Regions from separate parts of the Mus musculus genome. Here all the other regions are linked to region 1. The links are chromatin loops, found by intact Hi-C in ENCODE. Cell type or tissue: left cerebral cortex. All regions are shown on one strand.

Region 1 (8,000 bases):
CCGCTCTGGTGTAAATCCTTGCCAGCTTCCTACCCTGCCCATTGGCTGCTCGAGCTTAAGCCAGAATGAAGAGGAAAAGGGACAATTGCAAGCTATGCAGCAGAATTCAGGAATTTTTGAAGTGTCTGGTGTCAAGTTGAAGATGATGCTGAAATAGTTAACGAACCTTCCAGAAATGTTCTTTCCCTCTAACACTGAGTTTGTATACCCAGAAGCACTTGCACCCCTAAGGGATGTTCCTTCCAGAGCCTTCTCCTGGCCACCCATGGACTCAGGCATTAGTTTCAGATCCTAAGACAGGAATCTTTCTCGTCACTTTTCAAAGCTCTGCTTTCTCTCCCTCACTGGTTCTTGTTATTTGGGAGACGTTGGGTCACCCTGTCTGTCACTCTGTCCACAGAACATCCTCTAGTCTAAGAGACACTAGACCTTTGTTTACAATAGGCGGGTCAGAAGGAGTGGGGGGGGGGGGTGGCGGGACCAGATCACTCTGAAGCACACAAGAAATCCATTTGCCCACAGAGCAGGCTTTCCCACTTCTGAATGTGTGCTGGCCCCGCTAGTCTCGGGCAAGCAACAGTTTCTGGACTTGCTATACACAGCAGTGACTGTAGCAATACATCTTCCCTAAAATATTAGTAAAGAATGAGAAGGGTATCCGCCATGTGGTTAGTATGTGTCACTGATGTCTTCAGAGACGCAAGTGGTTAGCCATCCGTCTCCAGCCAAACCAGGCGTGCTCTCATGAGGAGGGAGGACGGAAAGATAAAGACAGTGCCCGAGGCTTCAACGACTGCCTGATCTACTCAAGGTTGTCACAGTGGTAACAATAGCCATTGTAGTGTGCACTGCAGGCCCAGGGGAGGCCCATGGGGTTGCCTAGCCCGTCTATACAGAAACAGAAAGAAAATCTCTCATCACCTAGTTAGATAAAATAAAGGCAAAGCGCATTGGTATATAGGCCCATTGCTGGTGGGGGCTTGGGGGAGATGCCACACTTCTCTCAGGATAAATCCCCACATCAACCTAAAGAGCAGTCAGGGAGAGAAGCCACTTCCCTCTCTATCTTCTGAGCCAAATGCTAGCCTCCTGCGGGAACAGGGCTGTTCTTGGCTCTTATCTGTCAACACGGGGGCGAGGGATCCAAACAGGATGCCCGAGGAAAGAATCTAGAAGAACTTCAAAAGGCGAAGACACAGCAACAATAAAAAAAAGGGAACAGGGCCAGGAACAAAGACTAAATGTACCGGGGTAGGTAGCACCTTCGTTCATAAAAATAGGGATGAGTGGATGTCCCAAGTGGAGCTGGGTCTTTGACAGCATTCCAGGACTGAGAAGATGGGCCCTGCCCAGTGGGAGCCAGGGTGTCCCCTGAAGGCCCAGGCCCCAGCTCTCTGCCATCTTGCTTGAATCCTGAAGGATTTACCCAAGTCAGCGGGCCTTCATTTTGCAAGACGAAGGCTCTTCCTTTGAACAGCCTAGAACAGACGTGCAGAAATTGGCTGAAGAGAATATTCTCTGAGCTCCACCTTTAATCACACTGAAACTGCCTCCAGGGCATTGTGGCATCAAGTTTGACAAACCACAGCATAATCTGGCAAAGGAAACCAATAATTGTCCAATACCAGGCCACCACTGTTCCTTGTAGGGTAAAACTCCCGATCAGTCTGAAACACCAGTTATCCTCAGCTCTTCAAACCTAATCCCCTCAAGCTCCTTGATCCACAGAACTTGCGTAAAGATACTTAGGCTCCACGCTTGCTAGAGCAAAGTCAGAGGACACACCACCCCTCCAGCCAACGGCAACACTGTGTGAATCACAAGGCAGTCATGGCCACTCTGCCTCAATTTTGCGATCCTTGAGTCATAGAAGACTCATCTCTTCGAATGTCCGTCATTCACGCAAGCGTCTTTCTCCAGGTGGCCCGGGGCGGTTTCCAAGCTGCTGGCTCATCCCCTGTCATGTCACTTGAAAGGAGAACAAAAGGCTGGAAAACAGGAAGGTCATTTTTTTTAAAAATGGGGAAACTGAGGCTCCAAGAAGCCCTAGAGTGAAATGTGTAGACATTTCTGAGTCAGACATGCTCAAAGAACCAAAACAAGTTCTAACTCCTAAATGGACTATTTTCTTGGTTAATTTTATAAAGCTTTTATGACAAGGTGTTTTGATGCAGCAAACTCAGAACAGGCGAAGCCAAAACATATACTCACTGCCTCTTGTGTAACCATTTTCTCACCGTTTCCTCCATCTCTTCCCTCGCAAGCAGATCTGATTGGCTCTGTTTCTTTTACTTTATAGGCTCCTGTTTTCCTGTGGGCTGGATATGCTCCCATCTGACAGGCACGTTACCCCTTGTGCTTACATTGTTTTAACCATTACCTGGCTCTTGATAGTCTCTGATTTTGGAGTTCTACCACCCATTCCCTCCCCTGTCCCTGAACTATATATACCCTTGACTCCTGAACATGGAGGTTGACAATTAGTGGAGATCAAGCTTCACAAGTGGAGTGTAAAATGTCCACTTTATTCGTTTGCTTTTTTAAAAAATGGCATTTATCAGCTAAATCAAAATACTTGCACATCCAAATAGCCACTGTAATTAGGCTCTATTAAAATAGCTGCCTCCAAAGAACAGAGATCGTTGGTGTCACCCGTTCTGGCACCTGACTGGACCGTCTTTCCCAAGGCCTTCTGTTCTGCTGTATGCTGGTGTGTAGCTCATCAAAGGAGACGTGAGCGTCAGGGCTGCTTTTCACCCTGCTATTCCAAGCGAGGACTACGTAGGTGTCACAAATGAAGCTCACACGGAAGCAGAATAGGACACTAGTGGCACAGCCACGTGTCTCTGCCTCCCTGTAATGCAGCCTGGCTGGCATCGGCCTTCCGCCAACCCCTTTGCTGCCCCTATCCACCCACGAGCTCTTGTTGGGTCAGAAATGAGATTCTTTGACAGTGCCTGCCTGCCAGACAGACAGCCGATGCTGGGATGTAGAAAGCAAAAGCAAAAGCTGCTTTCTAAATTAAGCCTGGGCTCATTTATAAAAATAAATAGCCACAGCCTAGCAACGTGCTCGCAGCTTAGCTTTCTTCTGTTATGAAACCGCCATGGCTGGGGCCCAGGATGACAGAGTCAGAACAGGACCCCCACACCCTGACTCCTCCCATGTGTAGTAGTCATCCTGGGGAGTGCTGACAGTGGCCCTTGGAGAGCCTTGCTCTTCATTCAGGGTCAATCTAAGGCCAGGCTCCAAGGGCAGAGGGGATTCAAAGCCTCCCAAATATAATGAGTGCCCCCCCCCCCCCCGCTGCCATGAGTGCATGGACTACACTGTCAGTAATAACTATTATCGTCTTCGAACCTTCTCTCTGTCTTATGTCAACAGAACCTCCAGTGATGAGTTCTGCTTGAAAGAAGGACTATGAGAGAAAATAGTGGATGATCTTTTGATCGTAGTCTTGCTGGGACACTCAGAAGTAGAGCCCACAAGACCCTTGGAGACTCATGGGACATGTGGCAGCGTGGTATGAAGGATCTGTTCCTGCCATCAGCTCTCTCAAGCTTTGAAATGACATGTCAAGTCAGAGTGATCCAAGGACTATGGCCACCTATTCTGTGTTGCTAGGATCAGAATGACGGAGCTTCTGGGATATTCTATATGGTCCCTAGTAACCAGAGAATGCCCAAGGTAGCATGTCAAAATGAGTTCAGAGTTGGGTCCCTCCATTACAGTACTAAACAGAGCAGAGATTGGCCTAGAATGTTCTTCAAAAGTCGGTCTTCTTCTAACCTGGCTTAGTCAGAAACAATGGTCAGTAATAAGAAAGTTCTTGCCATAACCAAATATGTGAGAATATATTATTTAACAGGTTTGTTTTTGGAATAATAACATGCATGTGGGAAAAACTAAACAGCAATAAAAAACATAGTATAATAACATCCAGATTCATCTCACAGTGTGCAGTAGATTCCATAGACTCTGTGACAGTTCCCATCTCAGCCACCCAGACTACCAAAGCTTGGGGTCTGAAGTCTGGGCGGAAAAACATGATGAGGATTCAGCCCTAAGAGAATCAGCAAACTGAACAGACTCCCCCTAATCTATAGTGACAGCTCCCTGATGGTGCATAGTGATGCCTCTCTAGAGCAGGAAAACCACAGCAGCAACTCTGCAGGCTACACTCCAACCTGGTGAGACCAGAATGCTAATCGTCCCAACCCAGGTCTCCCGTGTCTGACATGGCTGCTCTGTGACAAGACCCCACTGAGAAGTTGTGTTGGATGTGGTTGCCTAAACAAGGCCAACAAGCTGACACCAGTTGATATACCCCTGAGAGATCATACGACACTAATTGGTCAGCCCTAGACACTCAGGTCTATGACCTTACCTTCTTGCAAACTCAGAACTGATCCACCAGACAGGAGCAATCGAAACTGTGCTTCTGCGTCTGTACTGTATGAGGATCCAACCAACACTACGATGCTCTTCCCTGTCTCTGAGCTCTTTCTACATATCAGCGTCTTGCCTTATGGTGAGTTTGCTTCTGGTGTGAGAAGTGGGACTTCTTTGGCAAAAACTTTGAGGATAGTTTCTGCCTATCAGTGCTTTAGTTTTTGGTCCATCTGAATCACAAGCCTAGATTGTGTGGTGACCTCTGACCAATTAATTCCATAGCTTTGTATGCCAAAGACTTCCAACATTGGTTTCCATAACTATTTCTCTCCCTATCTAATCCCTAGAAAGATCTGGGATTCTAGAATTCCTGAGAAACTCATGTAGTCTCAACCTTTCACTTTGAGGATGGAGACCCAGAGACAGGCAGAGCCAGGTACTTGTTGTGCAAGGGCATCTGCTTAGTTTCACCCACCCTGCCCTAACTTCTTACAGCCTAACAGTGCTTTGACAGTGATTTTCCTAGGGCAACAGTTCAAATTCCACCCTTCTGGAACTTGGAGACCCATTTTCTTCTGGACAGCATACCTCTCTGGCCTTTGGACTTCAGCACACACCACAAGCAGCCCAGATCCTCAGCCTCCAGTACACGCACCAGGAGCTCCCTAGATTCTCTGCTTCCAGCAAATGTACCAGAAGCCACCCCAATCCTTTGGCTTTAGACTGAATTACATGAGCAGCTTTCCTGGTTCTCTAGTGGTGTGAGTGGGATTGTTTGCTTTCATATCTACTTACCCACATGAAGTCAAAGGTCTCTCCTGTTCCATTATTCTCTATATAACCCAGCCTTATGAGGAAGAGTTTTTCATTTTGTGCAAAAAGATTAATCCTGCCTATACAAGACCTTTTGCAACAACCATCCTAGTTTGACCAGGCCCCACAGGGTTACAGGGAAACAGGACTTTAGATGCCATAACTAGACATTTCCTAGGCAGGCAGGTAAGTTGGTCACCCTGGTGGGTTTCATGTCCCTTTCCTAAGGACCTTTCCACACAAATAACAAACCATAGAGCACATGAATTGAAACCAAAATAGCATCAAATCGATAGGATTGGGAAGATAACTGGAATGGATATTAAGCAATGTGTCTTAAATGAAAAGATCCATGAATAAGATGGGAAAACAAGGTGATCAACAAGGAAAAATAGCCTTTCTATCAAGGGATTTGTGTAAAGACATGCCACCCAACCAGACGGCCTGAGTTTGATCTCTAGGTCCCATATGGTGGAGAGATTAAAGTGACTCGAACAACGTATCTTCAGACTACCACATTTGTAACACACACACACACACACACACACACACACACACACACACACACACTAAAAGTAGTTAAAGCCACTATTGTTGAAGAAAAGGAAGAAGAAATGTTAAGTAACAGCCACCCACATTACATAAAAATAGGCCACATGAGTTTATCCAAAGGAAGGTGCTTCTTTGGGCCAGGACACTACTTGGTCCTCTGAGGACTGAGAGGCTGAGCATCACAGCTCACAAGAGGCCTACTGACCACATATCACAGCATAGCTGTCTGAGAACCTTTATAATTGTGGTACTCTGGCCTGAGTTTGCCTGTCTAGATGCTATCACTCATTACCCCTAGGCTTTGGACAAAAACGCGATGTCATAAAGTTTCCTTAAATGGCATTTCCCAAAGTGGAACCGAAGTGGGTTCCTATTTACATTTTCACTTCCCGTGTCCAGGTTTAGCCCACATAAACCAAGTCACACGTTAAACAATGACTTAAGGACTTCAGTCTAAAAGAAAGCCATCCTCCAGTGACCTCTGCCCACATGCAATTAGTGAATTCTTTGAAAAACAACAAAATAAAACAAAAAACTTTTTTTTTATTGACACCAACTTAAAACCTAGAAATTTTTCATTATGTTAGCTAAGCTTTCTCCTTTTGCAAAGGGTATTCTTGGGGGCCATAATTCCCTGGTGGTCACGCTCACGTGGGACAGAGAACCTAGATAGTATAGCAGATTGGGTGTGTTAGATGCCAAGATTCAAATGCACTCCCTACTAATTTTAGATAGCATTATTTCTGAATCCGTCTTGGCTTCTCATCTTTATGGATAGTTAAAGCAATCAAAGTTATTTTTGTGTGCAAAGTGCTTTCAAATGGTGACTACCACATAACGACCATTTAATAAACGTCAATAGCTATCCCTTTCCCCCTTACGTAGGTAGCTTTGCTATTTGTCTTCAGAATTCTATGAGCATAAATACTAGTCTAGATGCTTTAACTAAGTGACCTTGGAATCTGCAATGCCTTGAGTCACTAGGTGATAATTCAGATACACATCTTCCTGAGTTGATTAGCCCCTAGGAGGTGTCAAGTCCTTGGCCAACAGATCGAGTCTATATTCTTCATTGCATGTCTATCTGTGTTCACATGTAGAAGTACATGTGCCTGTATGTGGAGAACAGAGGTCAACTTCAGGTATCTTTCTAAGTTGCCTCTCCATCTCAGGGTTTGAGATGGTCTGACACTGACCCTGGAACTCACCAGTTCACTGAGGTTGGATGACCAATAGGACCAGGGATCCACCTGTCTCTGCCTCCCCAGTGCCGTCATTACAGGTGTGTGCTGCTATGCCTGCTTTTTACATGGCTACTGGGAGTGAAAGTCAGTCCTCTTGCTTGTGCAGTGAGCATTTTACATGACAGGGCCTTCTCCTCTCCTCTTTCTTGGAGCATCTCCTGTGTCCTGATTGAGAGCATCATGAAACCTTTGCAGAGCCAAGCTGAGCCTTGGTTTCCTAATTAGGAGATCTGTGACAGAAGAAACAGGGTCCCCTGGATGCATATAAGTGCCTTGTCTATGCTCTGCCAGCAAGTCTTGAGTCGCTTCCCTTCCTCCCTTCCCCTCCCCTCCCCTTCCCTCCCCTCCCCGCCATCCCTCCTCCCCTCCCTTTCCTTTCTTTTTCTTCCCTTCTCTTTCCTTCCCAATCTTCCAACAAGCATAAATAGAAAATCTTGTGTTGTAATTTAGCTAGTAAGTCAATCAACAGATCCTTTGAGAACAAAGAAGGGTACTATCCCCGCACAAACGTGTTCCTAATAAAACATATTCTGTTGCTCAGCAACCCTGATGATGCCTCTTCCACAAGTATGATCTGTCTTTAGGTGACTAAGTAAATGCCTTGTGAGTCAGAAGAAGGCATCAGAGAGTTTTCTGGGGCTTCAGGTGAAGGAACAATATTGTGTACGGAGCAAAACAGGGGAGACACGCCATGTTTTACTCATGCTTTGAGGTTTGATGCTTGTTTGGGGAGTTGGCTGTGAAGAGCTGGATTGTTCATCACTTAATGGATGGAGTCATGGTGCGAGAGACCATCTCCCTAGTCTACCAGAGAAGACTAGTAATTAAAGTTGTGGTAAGATCGGACACCAAACTAAGGGAGGAAGAGTGGAACTCCCCAGAAGGAAGGAAGAGCTTTTGAGGCAAATTAGATGTTGCAACTGTCAGATCCTGTGGCACAGTCATTCTGCTAAGGAGACGAGGTAAACTGTGAGCCAGCCAATGGGGAAAGCCGGAGAT
Region 2 (8,000 bases), 60 kb before region 1:
GGAATGTGTGTTCGCCCGGTTTCAGCTACTTGGTTTAGGAGTCTCTTTTGGCCTGCAGTTCAAACATAAAGACTCTGCCTTTTGCTCAGCATTAATTCTGGCCTTTAACCAGCCTCCATAGTTCACTTACCGCTGAACTTTGACCCGTCTGGCTCGTTTCAGTGTTTGCCTGCTCCCATCTAGGTAATTGACTTTAGTACTTCATTGGAAAGGGAAATGAGGACAGGTCTCTGTCTCTGGACGTGTAAATGCTCACATTGTCACCTTGCATCTGAAGTCGTTGGGATGCTGCTCACACAAAGTGCGCTTCCCTCCTGCCCACCCAGCCAAGGTCTGGCCTGTCGCCACTGCATCTGTGAAGACCATCCTAACAAGTACCATCCTGAAACATTTTTTCCTCTTTGGCACCATGTCTGGCATCAGACTGGCATCTCAGAAAAAAAAAAGTTAACCCTCACTGAGTTTCAGTTCCCCTCATTTGCAAGTAAGGACCCAAACATTTCTAGAGTGGCTTTGTAGGTACATGTAAATATGTCCAAATATGGCCACTAGAGACACAATAGATTTATATTCAATCTCAATGGACCCTCCCTCCTTGCCTACTCAACAAACGGTGTCTGGAGGATAGATGCACAGGCAGTGTAAGAGATTAAACTATTTTAAAATGGGCATGGATTATTGCAAAGGAAATTATCTCAGGGGTAGCAAGTCCTTCTCGGGCTTCTGAAGAAAAAGGAGCAAAAATGTTGCCTGAGCAGGTCAGCTGAAAACCACTAGCAAATTGTATGAGAAAATGGTGTGATGGGGTCCTGCCTCTCCAGGAGTTGTATCCATCTCTGTCCCTTGTGGATATAGGAAAATAAAACACAAAGTGATTGCTTAGGAACATGAACAGGCAGGTGCATGTATTGGCAACGAGAATGTGGGCTACACTGGGGCAGACATCGAGGGAGGGGTAAGAGAATGGGTCTTGAGAGGGTGGGTGCAGAGGGAGCCATAACTCTGAGCACAAAGAAAAAACCTTCTCAGAGCTATCAAAAGCCGACGATGAGACACGACATAATTCCGTCTGGACACCAAAGAGGAGGCTCATTATGGCGCATCGACTATCTGGTGGGAGTGTGGAATGCCTCTTATCACAAGTGAAGAGTTAATAGAGGACTTTGAGCCGGCACATGACCTGATGGCTGAGCTATTGGAGCAACACAGGCCACAGGGAAAAGGCTGGAGGGTAAATTGTAAGTCCAGCATTGCCATAGTTGCCCTGGTAAGAGCAGCATAGGCCGAAAATGGCAGCTGCAGAATGGGGCAGAAGGATTTGTCTGTGACCTCTGCTGTTGGGTTCTTTCCTAACACTATTACATGGCAGACCATGGGTGTTTAAATGTTTTTTTCTTAAACCCAGTTAAGTGCTTTAAAACCCCACTTAAAAGTGACAGAAGATAATAAAATTAGATTGACTCTGGAGGATTTTTTTTTTTTTTTTGAGAACCACTGTAAAGCATTTAACTGGGACACTTGCTCCACCCCACGCCATCAAAGAAGGATCTTTACTAAGAATGTAAGATAACACCACAACCGGAGCTGTTTCTCTCAGCCAACAAAGAGAAGAGCTGTGATGGTGAGCGTGGCTGGTCTTGTACAGTACACGGGTATACAGTGATAGCTGAGCATGTACGGCACACGTGCTCAGCTTGGGCAGAAAGAGAAACACTTCTTAGAGTGTTTTTCCAGAAATGTGTAAGGGGACTGCATAGGTGAGGGATGGCATGGGCAAGGGCACGGCATTGAATTTTATGTTAAGGACCCGGGCTCTGCCAGGGAAGGAGGGGACAGAGATAGAGCTGGGAGCCCTGCACCTGTCACCTCTGCTCATGAAGCTGAACTCAACTCTAGCCTCTCCAGCCACATGCAGTATAAGCTAAAGAGAGATGTGCCCATACATTTCTGACTGAAGGGCTTTGGGAGGGATGTGCTGGGATGTTTTAGATGGAGGAAAGGATCTTTGGCGGTTTAGATGACCTTACATTAAAAGGTCTGGTCCCCAGTGTGACCACACTTAGGGGTGCAGCTGTGGGGAAGGAGACCAGATAATGAAGGATCAGCCTTCATCGGGGACAGGATTCAGGGAGTGACGGAAACATGAGCAGATCGGGAGCTAATATCCTGAGACTCCACCTCCACCCCACAAATCCACCGGAACAAAGGGAGGAGAACTCCTGACAAGACCCTGGACCTTTTGATGTCTCCTGCTGTCCAACAGAGCAGAGCTCTAGTGGGATGACGTAGGCCCCTTCCGTGTCCTAGGTGGAGATGGCTTCCCTCTGTGATCTCCGTGAGGGTCTAACGGAGCAACTTAACAATTCTACCTACCAGTTCTCATGTTCCTTGGCAAAGCCTATCTCAAAGGCTTCACAAAAATTGACTTGGAGTGGTGATGGAATTAAGGAGAGAAGAAATGTTGCTTGTTAGGTGACTAGAAGCTGGATTTTCACAGTTCCGGGAACATACGGAAAGATGAGGGAGAAGGGGAGAACTCCCAAATTAGGAAGCTTGCAGTGGGTCATGCTATTATTTACTTATTCACCCATCCATTCATTCACCTGTTCATTTATTCCCTGGGTCTCTACCTTCACAGAAACTGCGAAAGAAGGGAGACTGTCATCGTGGTTCCCCAACTGGTGTCACGATAGAGAACTGATTTTCTGGGCAAGTGGCTGGAGTGTAGCAGGAAGAAGATGGAGCAGTCAGTCCTGAGTGGGTTTACACTGGCTCGCCCTGTGGCTCCCTGAGTCTGCGCTGAGGCTCATCACAGACGTTTCTGAGAAGGGGGATGGAGGGCCTCATTTCCTCACTGGCCTATGTGGATGACAAGTTTTGACATTAGGGCCTTTCAGTGAGATGCCTGTTTTCAAGGAGGGCTGGAAGCTTTTGTTCAAGTCTCTTCTGGAGTAAGCCTTGAGTTATTCTGCTCAGAGCACCTCACCTAATCATTACTGGCAACTATTCAGGTGTGATTCTAGTGCCTTTATGCACGCACGCACACACACACACACACACACACACACACACAGAGAGAGAGAGAGAGAGAGAGAGAGAGAGAGAGAGAGAGAGAGAGAGAGATGAGGCTCAGAGATCTGCAGTCAGCAGCCCAAGATGCTATGTGTTGGTACAAGGGTGGAAACGCAGCCGCTGGCTCCAGAGCCTGTTTGTTTGCCCTGTCACGACAGTTAGTGCTCCACGGAATGCTTACCCAGGGGGAAAGGATACCTTTAGCAAGCGCTTTGTGCTCTGTTGGCCTCATCTGACTCCTCTTATTTTTTGGTGCTGACACCACTTGCCTCCCACCCTGCAGCTGCCTCTTTCTGGCTCATGCCTTCTTGGGAAAACTTGGCAGGCCTCTGGAATTGGATGTTTCTGCTGGGGCGAAAATATCCGCGTTAGGAACTCAGCTCACGCAGATTAAGCCCTTTGTCCTGAATGTCCAGAAGGAAGTCCAAGTCTCTGAAGAGGTACTGGAGCTCAGCCAGGGTGACCTTTTGTCAGGGAACACCCCTTTATGGACACAAGGGACAGACAGACTGTTCGCTGCTCCTTGGCTGAAGCTGCCCAGTTGCTTAAAAAAAGAAAAAAGAAAAAAGAAAAGAAAAGAAAAAAACCTTCCCCACTCTCCACTCCTGAAACTCCTATAAGGTATTTGGTAAGTCTCAAGTTAGAAATGACTCCTCTAGGACAGCTACCCTCCTGGTCCCGTCCTGGTGGCCTCAGACCCCTGCCTGGGCCCCTACCACATACATTTTCTCTTTCAGTATGCTTACCCTTTAGGCTACTTCCCTACTCTAACTTGTGTACTTCCAGGAGAAGAAAACATGAAGAGTCTCCGGTACTGTAAACTTTAAAGGTCACTTAATTTGATGTGTATTGGTGATTTGCATGCATGTGTGTACACAGTGTGCACGCCCGGTGCCCACTGAGGTCAGCAGAGGATGCTGAAGCCCCTAAAACTGGAGTTACAGATGGCTATGAAGCATCACGTGAGCGCTGGGAGCCAAACCCAAGTCTTCTGCAAGAACAGCCGGTGCTCTTTAGCATTGAGACCCCTATCCAGTCCCCACGATGTTATAAACTTTTAACAAGGGTGGAGTATATAATGAATGGATATGTCCAGTCTAGGTTTTTGTTGAGGAGTTTAAAATAGTAGAGTTTCCATCTGGAACACAGAGAGGATCAGGCACCTCCTATCCTAGTTTCTAGAACATTCCCACGCCCCCTCATTAGACCTCAAAGATGAACCTCTTCATAGCTAGTACAGAAACACCTTGGGAGGGGCATCTTTTTCTTTGAAGGGGGAAGCTTTAGAGGCAGTCATACCCTGGATCTGTGCCCGTGCTTCAGGCTAGGAGCTGGTGGGTTGCAGCAGAGAGGAAGGAATCCCATTCAATAACATTTCTTTCAGGCAGTTGTGTCTAAGGATGTGCACAGTTGGTGAACCAGGACTCAGGGCACTCACTCCCACTCCATGGTGTGTGCACTTGTGTGATCTTGAGTTCTTTCAGACGTATGGTTTAGAGGTAGCCTGGGAAACTGTGCCAGCTCTGAGCAGACACAGCACAGCAGATGAGAAACACTGAAGACAGAAGTCCCTCTCCCTGCAGCAGCGTGACAGTGCAGAGGGTGACAGAGTATGCATGAAGCTGCCTTCCCCCGTGCCCTGCTGAGCAAACATCTGCTCTGTGCCACTCCTGGGGTTAGGCTGAGTCAGGAGCTACGGTAACCCTCAACACCGTATTCCAACTCTTGGGCTATTACCTTTCGGAACTCTCCTGTGCAGGTCACCTCCACACTACAACGCTCTTAGCGGTGGTGATGCAACTTCTCACAGCTCCCGGGTCCCCATGGAGTGCCACTGCCCTTTCTGTGAGCTCTTCCTGTTTACATTTCACTGGAGAACACACTATGCAGAATGTGAAGTGGCTTGGAGCTGGGACTGGTGGCTGGGCAGGCTGAAGGCTGAGGTCCTTGCTTCTGCTTGAATGTGGGTTCTTTGTTCTCCGTGGCCCCATTTTCTTCACTTGAGCAAAGCCCTCACCTTGTAGGCTAATGTAGGGACAGAAGCTACGGTTATCCACCTAAACTGCATACCAGAGTTATCCAAGGAGTCTTAAAAGACTCATTCTCAGGCCCCATTCAGGAATCATTTAATTTAGAGTCTTGAAGAGTGAGTCTAGGCGCTGACATTTTAAAACTCCCCAGGTAACTATAGGCATACTCTAAAAAGTACATTTGTCTCATGTCCAGCGATACTCTACACCATCTGGAAGACACTCTGCTTTCAAAATCTAAAGCCCCACTAATGAATGATGCTGATGTTATTCTTGCTGGTATTCTATTATATTAATCTTCTTCTGAGAAAGGATGCTACTGGATTGAAACACCCCAAACTGAGTATCACAGCACCTGCAAGTGATTACAGCTGCCTGGAGGCTGCTCAGTGGAATGACCTTCAACAGCAAGTCCTGAGGACTCCAGCTCCTTACATGCATGCCTGCACTCCTTCACATCCTTGGGGCATGACCTCTTATGGGCACACTTTATGCAACCTGAGCTTGTGCCAATGGAAACACTTCCAGTTGAAGCTCGGTGTCTTCATTTCCAGTACTGAGGGCCTCCTGGGAGGCAGCAGTCGGCTCTTGCATCCCAAGTTACCTTTGCTCTACAGTAAATAGATGAGTCAGAGCTGGTCCCAGCAGGTCAGCTAACCGGCAGTCCTGAGCAATTGTGTCTGGTGGCTTAGGCCATGGGGACAATGCCCTTGGTGCCAATGAGAGAGTCATAAAGTTGAGCAAATTACTCTTTATAGCTGTCTTAGTTTGCTTATGTCTTGATAACAGGGACTGGGTTGGGCTGTGCAATGAGTTTAATTAAGGTCAAAGGAGACTGAAGAGCCCTTCAGTATCCCAGGCAACAGGGATAATTAGAGCGAGAGGTAGCTCTTAAGCTCTACTTCAAGCGGCCATGCCCTTCTTTCTCCCAACTGTGCTCTGAATGCTGACAGCAGGAGGAGCCACTGGAGAGTAGCCCTTCTATGTATCATGATGCAGGAGACTCCAAGGCAGGGATTTACACATCTCTCAAATCTATATACCTCTCATAGAAGGGCCAGAATCATTAGACGACAACAGTTGAATGCCCAGCGGCCACCACCTACTACCAAGATCCATCCAAAGTAGTTGGAATGATCCATCTAACATCACATCAGTTCACTTCACTGCCTGACTTAAAACCCTTTGGTAACTGCCCCTTACCCTTTAATATGGCCTCCAAGCCTATGTTTGATCTAGCAGCTTCCATCCTTTCCAACTCATCTTGCTGCTACACACGGGTAGGTGGGGCTGTACCTCAGCTCCAGGCCTCTGGGGACAGTGTTGTCCCACAAGCCTAAGGTACCATTCTCCAGTGTAGTGTTGCTGACAGTTCTGCCTCTCAGAAGCCATTAGTTTTCAGCTTTCATGACTTCCCTTTGGGAAGCCTTCCCTTTCTCTACCTTTCAGCTCCAGACTCCTGAGTCCCACAAACTGGGAGTCTCTGAACCTCCCGCTTCTCCTTCAGTGTTGCTCTCTGTGACTCGGCAGGCTTTAAGATTCATTACGGAGGCACCTCACCCAGAGCCCAAAGAAATCAGTATTCTTTGCACGAAGGTGGCTAATACATTTAAAATGAACCCAGAACTACGTGTCAAAGCCAAGGTAAAAGCAACATTTCTAGCCGAGGAGAAGACTGCTAGCCATGGAGAAGCAGACCTTGCACCATTTTGTGCAGTGATAGAGAGCCAAACAGTTATCTGTAGGAAAGCCCAGCATAATGGGTCAAGTCCCTGTGAGGTATGAAGTGTATTATTATATATTTTGTCAATATGAAATGCACATTTCACTGGTAATTCTTTTTTACAAGAAAAAAAAAGGCTAGTCTATTGAAGAGGTGAATTCAGAAGGAGCATAATAGTTGAGCATTCTGGAGCACCTTCGGCATGTGCCGACCACAACAACCCTATAGGTTTCATACGGTTACCACCCCTGGTTTGTGGATAAGGGAACTGAAAGGTTTAGGAAAGGAAGGAATTCCAAGCTCAGGAAGTACACGCTGAAGACACGCAGTAGGCTTTAGCGTGCCCTCCGGAGAGGTGAGGCTGATACCTCAGCACAGCAGGGTGGAACTCGGTCTCTCGCTTCCACCCATTATATCTGAAGAGATTATTAAGCCATGAGCAACAAACTAATTGTGGCTGGCAGCAAACGCGAAGGTCTCTCCTTACAGACGGTGCAGTGTTCAGTTTCCCTAAAACGATCCTGGTGGCTCTGTTGCTCCCCACTCTCCCTGACTCAGAACTGTCCTGTTCTGTCCGGAACAGCTCTATGGTTGGGGTTGATATCAATTGCACAGCTGCGTGTTCTCTTGGCAAGTGAATCCAGGATGCCCAACCACGTCTGCCTGCTTCCACACCAGCCTCCTGGCCAGGGACAGCTATAAAAGTATTCTATCTCTAAACACGGCAACAATATCTATTGCGATATAAAGTCTTTCCCAACGCTATGACCTAAGAAATAGATCATGCTCTTTTGTGGAGTTTTAAAACGCAACAGGCATTTCCTACCTTTGGAAAATACCATGCTTTTAGGGTTTTCCAGGTGCTTCTTGTGCACTCTTCCAAATATCCCTAAGTCTACTTATTATTATTGTGCCCACTTTACAGATTACAGGAGAAAAACTAAACATACCAGAGTGGCTCGTTTTTAAGTGTTCAGAGTATCAAATGCTTCGTAGCAATTAGCTAATAGATCTGAGCTAAACTGGGACTCAATTCGGGTAACTAACTTTAACCTTAACAGCTTCCTGCTAAGCCAGTGTGCTCAACTGCTCTATGCTACTTGCCAGCAGTTTTGAATTCTGAATTGTATTTGTTACACTTCTAACCATGCCTGGGTTTTGTTTGTTTGTTGTAG
Region 3 (8,000 bases), 100 kb after region 1:
CTAGCACTTGGGAAGTGGGGACCAGAGGACCAGAAGGTCAAGAGAACCCTTAGCTTTATAGTAAGTTTGAGACCTGCTTGGGACACATGAGACTATCTCTACAAAAAAAATGCATATAATAAAAATAAAAGCACTTTGCCTATTAATAAGCACAAAGGACTCTTCATCTGCCACCTGGCACCACTCCTAGCCCATAGGTTGTGAGGCAAAAGGGAATGGCTACATGCAAGAACACTAGCTCACTCTTCCATTCCTCTCACGAGCTATGTGATCTTGGGGGGATTATCAGTGGGAAGACACAAGAGATACATTTCCCGTGCCTGGCTCAGGGGGATCACAGTCCCCCTTCACACCCGACCACCCTCACTTCTAAAAATTGGCTTTAATTTTCCTCTTGTGTCCCACGCAGTGCCAACTCTTCAAGTCCCTAGAGTCATAGGGTGGATACTAGAAAGTGTAATGTCCTCAGAGCCCACCCCTTCCCCTGTTGGAAATTGTATTTCTAAATAAATTCTGTTAACAATGAAAGGGTAAACTTTTGAAGTCCAAGAAATGTCACATTTATATATTTTCATCAATCAACTCCAAGCAATGGTTTTAACCTCCAATTTTCAGTGTCTACAGGGGCCCCCTGACTACAGGGCCATGCTGAGAACTCAGGGGGTCTCAAGGCCCAAGCAGCTGATATCTCCCATGCAGAGCTTTGAGTGGAGGAATTTGACAATCACTGAAGCCAAGAGCCCTGATTCCCTGGGATTCTGGCTCCCTGGGAGTTCTACACAAATATGTCTAAGTTTTGTTAATCAGCATCCAACCGAACCTCTGATGCACCACCACCCTACAAGGGTAGGATTTCCTCGGGGCTGGTTTCTGTTGATGTTGTCACTGTGGCCAAAAAAAAAAATCAGGCCCCTTGAGGTCATTGTATAGCAAGGAGGAGGCACACAAAGGGTTACTGTAATAAGTGGACCCCCAATTTCTACCAGCATTACAGGCTTAAGATTACCCCTGCCTCTGCCAGGCGGTGGTGGCGCACACCTTTAATCCCAGCCCTTGGGAGGCAGAGGCAGGCGGATTTCTGAGTTCAAGGCCAGCCTGGTCTACAGAGTGAGTTCCAGGACAGACAGGACTACACAGAGAAACCCTGTCTCAAGAAAACCAACAACAACCCCCCCCCCCAAAAAAAAAAAAAGATTACCCCTGACTCTCAGCTTCCACCAGACACCCTACAGCCGTTCTCTCTTTCCTCCCCTGGGAGTTCATAGCCCATAGCATCTTGAAGAGAGAAACAGAAACAGAGTAGTCCTTCTGATGAGTGAGAATCTCAAACTGGTTTGACATTTTATTTTCCTGGTGGCTGAGGATATTGAACACCTTTTAAGCATTTGTAGTTCTTCTGTTGAGAACTCCAGTCAAATTTTGTAGCCCACTTTGGACTGAGCATTCTGTTTTCTTGGTGTTTAGTTTAGTGTGTATTCTGGTTACTAACCATGTATCAGATTGATAACTGAGCAAAGGCTTCTCCCCCAGTCTGTGGGCTGCCTCTTTACTTGACTGTCCACACCCTTTGCTGTACAAAGGCCTTTTAATTCCACTCTCTTTGGGCTACTCCTTGATTCCATAGCAATGGGGGTCCTATTCAGAAAGTCCTGCTTTATGCCTAGATCTTAATTGCGTACTTCCTAGTAATTCTCCAGTAGTTTCAGATTTTCAGGTCTTAACTCTTACCCGTCCTTTAACAAGCATTGCTCTCAGTACATGGCTCAGAACTTAACTTTGAACTGACTATCTATGAAACCTTACCATGAATTTAAGAATGACACGAATTCCCTGTGCCCAACCTAGGTCCAGATACACCAGAAGAATGTCTGTTTGCCCCCCAAAGGTGGGATTTCAGCAGAGGTTCTTCTTAATGTCTCCATCCCGTCCTCACAGAAACTGCAGAAAATCACACACACACACACACACACACACACACACACACACACACACACACACCAGACTTACTGCTTAGCAAGCGTGGAAGACACAACTCTAGTGTCAACCCCACACTCCAACATGCATATATATATTCAAGATTTGGTGGCCTGAGCATGAAATGGGACAACACAGAGCATACATAGGCATTAAGGTACCTAAAGAGGTCCATTCTCTCCTTGTCTACTAGAATCAGGACACAAGTTCATAGACATGAATAAACTTGAAACCATATCCAAGTGTGCTACCTCTTCGAGCCTCAGAATGGCTCTGAGAAATAGGGCTGACAGTTTCCTTTGAGGTGAGCATTCCCAACAGGCTAAATAGTCACCTTGCTCAAAGTCAACCAGAAAGAATGTGAGAACCCACACAGGAAGCGGTTTGCCCAGCTCCTGGGTACAGTGGCTCCTTTACAGTAATGGTGCCTCTGGGCAGAAACATCCTAAGTGGAAAAAGTACTCATAACTAATGTATTCCTTGACTCCTACCCAAATCAAGAAAGAAAGCAGTGTTATCATGTCAGTGGAACAAAAGGTCAAATTGATGCTTTGCCCAAAGTCACATAAACCCTGCCTGGGTGAATTCTTAAACGGGTGATCCGTTCCTACCCTAACCCGATGTCTGTCTTTCTATGAGGCTTGTACCTTCTCTGTTGTCGTTTACCTGCCCCAAACATCATCCCACAGAAATGTTGCTTAGCACTGAATACATATCTGCTATGTGCTGGGCACAGCTTCTTTCCAACATAAAAGTGGGTGAGACACGTCTGTAATGGGGCCCAGGCACTAGAGAGGAAAGCAAGCTTCTTAACGAATGCCATGCTGAACGCAGCTCACGCTGGATACAGGAGGGCGCCGGGGCTTTGGAAAGATTCACTCTACCTGCCTAGGAGGGGGTGCTGGGAATCCTGTGTGGCTTCCACAAGGGATACTGAAGCTGTCCATAGAGTTTACAGTACACAGATGTAAATTTCTGCACCAGGCAAAAGCTCAGAGGACAACAACACTCTCGCCTTCTGCAGTTTTTCCAGTGAAAATTACAAATGTACCAGCGGCGAACGAGAAGGCTCAGCCACGCCACTGACTTTCTCTGTCCTTCACACCTTAATTGAATTTGTCCTGAGTCATCTCTACAACCCTTGGTGATTTTTGGAACCACAACAGGTAACAGTCCTCGGCAACCAAGTTGTTTATCTAAAGCTATCCCGGAATCTGTGCCACGGCTGCCAAGGAATCCTGCGCAAGGAAGATGAAAAAAAGCCAAATTTAGTAGCAGATGACAGGCCTGAGGTCCGAGCGCTTCTGAGAAGCTTGAGAAACACCCCCTCTCCTGTTTATTCAAAATCTAAATCTCCTTGACCTATAAGAAGCTGCTGCAGTGCATGCGCAACGTGGACTGGCTGTTTCCTGTGGCTTTAAGGAGTGTAGACCTGACTGCCTTGCAGCAGCCCTGGGGAACGCCAAGCTGCTCGGGGTTGTGTAAATGACTGGGATCATCATTTTCCTGAATCAGGCTCCCACAAAAACAACACAGTGATGAAAGAGAGCAACTGGACACGTTGGCATGGTATCCAGCCCTGGGGATTCTTACACAGGTGGCCTGCCACGTAAGGACCCAAACCAGACAGACAGAAGGTCTGGGACCACGACCACAGAAACGCTTTTCTGACGTGTTTTCTTTTTTTTTTTTTCTTTCCATTTTTTATTAGGTATTTAGCGCATTTACATTTCCAATGCTATACCAAAAGTCCCCCATACCCACCCACCCCCACTCCCCTACCCGCCCACTCCCCCTTTTTGGCCCTGGCGTTCCCCTGTTCTGGGGCATATAAAGTTTGACGTGTTTTCTTAACAGGACACCACAGTCCAAGAGACAGGGGGAGGTGACACAAGGAGAATGACAGGATTTTTTTCCCTCACTCAGGAAGACCGACCAGAAAGCCGCCCCTAGTCTGTGACCTCCAAAGATGTAGAAGAGTATTTCAGGTAGCGAGGCTAGTAAGCTTGCCATCCACCTATGGGCTAGCATCCACTGAAGAATGCTCTGTATTCTGAGGTTTTAAAAATCACGTGCTCAGAGATATCCCCTGCCAGCCTTCACTCCTGACCTCTAGAAGGGACCACTGCCCTGTTCTCACCGTCTTACTGGCCTTCCAAAAGCATTGCCCACGCAGACCAGACCAGTTATCTAATTTCCTTCTGCTCAGCCCCCAGGAGCTATTTTGGGCTTGGTCTGTGTGTGTCCTCCACTTTCCTGCCAGGACTGACTCAGCCCCTCTCCTCTCCTGGGACTCTTTTCTTTAAAAAAAAAAAAAAAAAAAAAAAACAAAAAAACCTTTGAAAGATGCTGCATGCTTCCTCTAGGGCAGCACGTGGTGCCTGACTCAACTTGGCGTGCTGCCAGGAAGTTTCAAGTACCACCCTGCAGGCCAGCAGAAGGGGTAGGGAGGGAAGGCAGCGCCACAGCATCAGCATCTATAGTTCAAGCCCCTCTCTTGCTTACCTACCTACCGCAGCTCTGTTGTGAGACCTGTGAGGGTCTACATGCAGCAGGCCGAGTGTCTACATGCAGCAGGCCGAGTGTCTAAGCCTTGGCTTTCCCTTTTCTCCACCCATAATGCACCTGCCTTTGTCTAATTCCTGCTGGTCTCATCTTGATCCCCAGCACAGCCTAAACACTCTTCTCTGGTTCTCCAACCCACCCAACAGAACTGACCCTCCTTACTTGTCTGTCTCCCATCTCATCTCCTCCTGCTACACTGTCTCTATATGGCTAACTCAACCCTGTGCTTTGAGGGCTCCCGCATCCCATATGCTTTTTATATATAGAATTTGATTTGATTGTGTTATCCAAGTAAAGTGTTAAGAGGGCAAGATAAAAGAAGAGGAGGGGGGTTGAAGAAGAGGGACTTAAAAGCCTTTGGTTAGTGGAAATTGAGAAGCCCCTCCAAATTACCATGCCTGACTTTGTGAATTAGCATCAGGCTGATGATGAATCAGCTCGAAACAATGGCTGCATCTCTAACCTCTGCTGCCTAGAAAAAGCCGCCCAAGGCCAGCAGCTCCCTGGGCCAAGTAGGTAAAATCAGTGTGAGGATGGGAGCCAGATATTAAACAGCAGGGAGTGATGGTGTCATGGAAACACAGTGTAGACAGCCTCGCCCAGCAAAACACTCAAATTCAAATTTAAACACACTCAGAGCCAGCGTAAAGCTCGGGTCAGAGTCAAACAGCTAGATCTGCCAACACGGTGCTCTGCATTGTCAGTAGAAAGGCTCCGGTTCCCCTTTTCTACATTTGACATGTTAAATGGAGTGCAGTTATAGAGCATAGATAGATAGAGCATCATTCTGACTACGTTGAGCTACAATCCATCATGTTTCTGTGGATGAAGATATCACAGTCTCCAGTTCTAAATGTGAGGAATGCCACAGAGGTGTATTTTTGGTGAACAAAGAGGCTATGGGATCAACATCTGAGGCTTGGAACCTCACTGGGGAGGCAAGAGAAAACTCCCAGCACAAGCAGATTGTTATCTTACCATATCTCAAAGTCACAATTATCCCACCTCTCTCAACACTTCAGCCCAGCCAAAATGCCTACAGGTGATGCGTCCCCCGCCCCCACCTCTTAGACCACGGTCTGAACACATCACCTTTACCAGGCTTTCTCTGTCAGCCTTGTCTCTTCTTTTTCTACTCCATCCCAAATGCTACCTGAGGACTGTGTGCTTCCCAGGGCAGTGCTTGCCCACCCTAGATTGCAACTGTGATATGTATTGGCACCAGAGTGGCAAAAGCAGGACCGAATCTGATTCATCAAAAGCTGCCTGGTTCGACACACATGCTCATTTGTTGGCATTGCATAAATAAACAAAGGAAAGGAAGGAAGGAAGGAAGGAAGGAAGGAAGGAAGGAAGGAAGGAAGGAGGGAAGGAGGGAAGGAGGGAAGGAGGGAAGGAGGGAAGGAAGGAAGAGAAGAAGCAGCAGCAAGATTTCAGGTAAACTGCTGGCCAGGCCTCCTCAGGTCACATCACACATAGTCTTCTCAAAGGGCAGAGACAAACTTTCAGTCAGAAATTCTCAAGCCTGAGTGTTTTATGCACATTTAATCTGCACAATAACCTCCATAATGTAAATTCTGCCATATTTGTTTTCTCTCTCTCTCTCTCTCTCTCTCTCTCTCCTCTCCTCCCCTCCCCTCCCCTCTCCTCTCCTTTCCCTGTGTGTCTCTCTCTTGCTCTCTCTCCCTGCCTTCCTCCCACTTTCCTTCCCTCCCTCTATTCCTTCCTTGCTGTCTTCTTCCCTTTCTTTCTTTTTTGAGCCAGGGTCTATGTGTGCCAGGCTAGCCTCTAACTCGCTGTGTAGCCAGTGATGACTTGGAACTCCCAATACTCCTGCCTTCACCTCCCAAGTGGGATTACAGACATGCACTGCCACACCCAGTTTCTGCAGTGCTAATGATTGAACCCAGGGCTTCCTGCATACTAGGCAAGCATCTTCCGAAACACACACACACACACACACACACACACACACACACACACACACACACACCAGGATCCAAGACATGGAATCAGTTTCCTGACAATCCACAGCTAGTAAGTAGCTGAATCCTCAGCTCCAACCAGTGTCCCTAGACTGTAATACCTCTTTCTACCACCCAAAGATAGGCAATGGTTGGGACCTCCCAACCATTAGTGAGTGGTCACCCCCTGGATCAGACTCTGGCTTATAGCCATTCAGATTAGAAGTTGGCCTTCCTCTTTCAGTGGAAGCTTGTGTTCACCAGACTAAAGTCTGTGATCACCAAAGTTTCTTCACATTCACCTGCCATCTCAGATGAATATCCCTGGTCACCTGTTGTCATCAGCACATTATACTATCATTGAAAAACAACCCCAAGCTACATCTTAAATCCATTTGGAGTTGCTTGGTAATATAAGTACAAGGAGGAGGGAGAGAGAGACTGAGAAAGCCAAGTCATGCACAACCAACTCCTAAAATACCCTATCTTGTAAAAGTGTAATCATGACACACATTAGTAGAGAGAACAAGTCGGAGAAACTTCTCTGGCACTTGTACTGTACAAAATTATTGATTGATCTTATTCTCAAAGTCACGTAGCATTAAGTGACAAGGAGTTTATCACAGTGTGAGTCAACCATTCCCTATCCAGTTTCTATTTTAGCATTGCAGCCTAAAATGACGCAAAATAACCACGCCATTCCGAAATTAATCTCAAATCAAATTTTCATCCAGGAAAGGAGGGGTAATTATAAGCTCACACCCTAAACATCTACCAGTCTTCACGACATCAGCTCAAGTTTTATGAAACCCTGAGATTGCCGCATGGCAAGGGCCCAGGCTACTCACACTAGCTAAAGCATGCACTGAGCCCTTTCCACCAAAACACATGAAGAAAGCGACCAGACCTTTCCAGACCCCAGGAGCTGCCCAGTAATACAGGAGAATAAACACAGGCTTCCATGTGGTTGAACCTGCAGGCAGTGCTTAGAGAATACAGTTCCAGGCATGGCTCTGTTGCTTAAAACTCTACTGAGCTAGAGAAGAGTGTTATGTCTACTATCAGAGAGCAGACTTGTAAAGAGACAGGCAACACCCAGGACCAACCCCAGGGGCCAAGAAATGTACAAGAAGCACATGAACTATAGCCATCAGATTCCCTATCAACTGCCCATTGATAGAAACAAAAGAAAACCCTTTGAATGAGGGAAATAGCCATATATAGGGGGTAAGCCACAATCCCAGAAAGAGCCTGTCTTCAAATGAAACATTAATCTTTCTGGTTTTGCCTTTCAAAGACCCCTCCCCACGCCCCACTCCCAAATGCTCCATTAGTTTTCTCCCTCTCTTTTTCTCTCCTGTGACCTCACGGTCCTTTTGAAGTTCAGGGACACCAGGTTGCTGCCTGTTCTGTGGCTGCTATTAAAGTGACACGGAGCTAAGTGACAGAAGCTAGCTGTGGTTGGTCACAGACTACATGACTGGCTCTCTATGCTGC

What was found. Hi-C counts contacts between places; a loop is a spot of excess contacts. Peaks named below come from ENCODE experiments on the same cell type or tissue, not always from the same donor. Only the 100,000 strongest peaks of a DNase experiment are listed, where the experiment ranks them.
Region 2: it touches region 1 in a loop (6-fold over the local background); 4 of 42 quality-filtered maps call a loop at or near these places.
Region 3: a loop joins it to region 1, with 2.4 times the contacts of the local background. A loop is called at or near these places in 3 of 42 quality-filtered maps.

The regions. Positions count from the first base shown.
Region 1 is chr14:76,755,736-76,763,735 of GRCm38, reverse strand. It overlaps 4930431P22Rik (RIKEN cDNA 4930431P22 gene), which reads right to left and starts at 3,605. Exons shown (of 2, transcript NR_153763.1): 1 at 3,361-3,605; 2 at 1,521-1,988. In left cerebral cortex, no CTCF peak of the experiment used is centred here; DNase peaks (open chromatin) are centred at 5,830, 6,062, 6,400, 7,599 and 6 more places; H3K27ac peaks cover 6,687 bases.
Region 2 is chr14:76,815,281-76,823,280 of GRCm38, reverse strand. The region is part of intron 1 of Gm30246 (a long non-coding RNA gene); the gene reads right to left. Among named protein-coding and RNA genes, the nearest start is that of Gm30365, 18 kb to the left of the region's middle. In left cerebral cortex, a CTCF peak has its summit at 6,419; DNase peaks (open chromatin) are centred at 2,839, 3,411, 4,417, 4,588 and 1 more place; H3K27ac peaks cover 3,739 bases.
Region 3 is chr14:76,654,685-76,662,684 of GRCm38, reverse strand. All of the region lies in intron 2 of 1700105F02Rik (a long non-coding RNA gene), which reads left to right. Among named protein-coding and RNA genes, the nearest start is that of 1700108F19Rik, 19 kb to the left of the region's middle. In left cerebral cortex, a CTCF peak has its summit at 4,337; DNase peaks (open chromatin) are centred at 4,322, 5,100, 7,070, 7,219 and 1 more place; H3K27ac peaks cover 1,300 bases.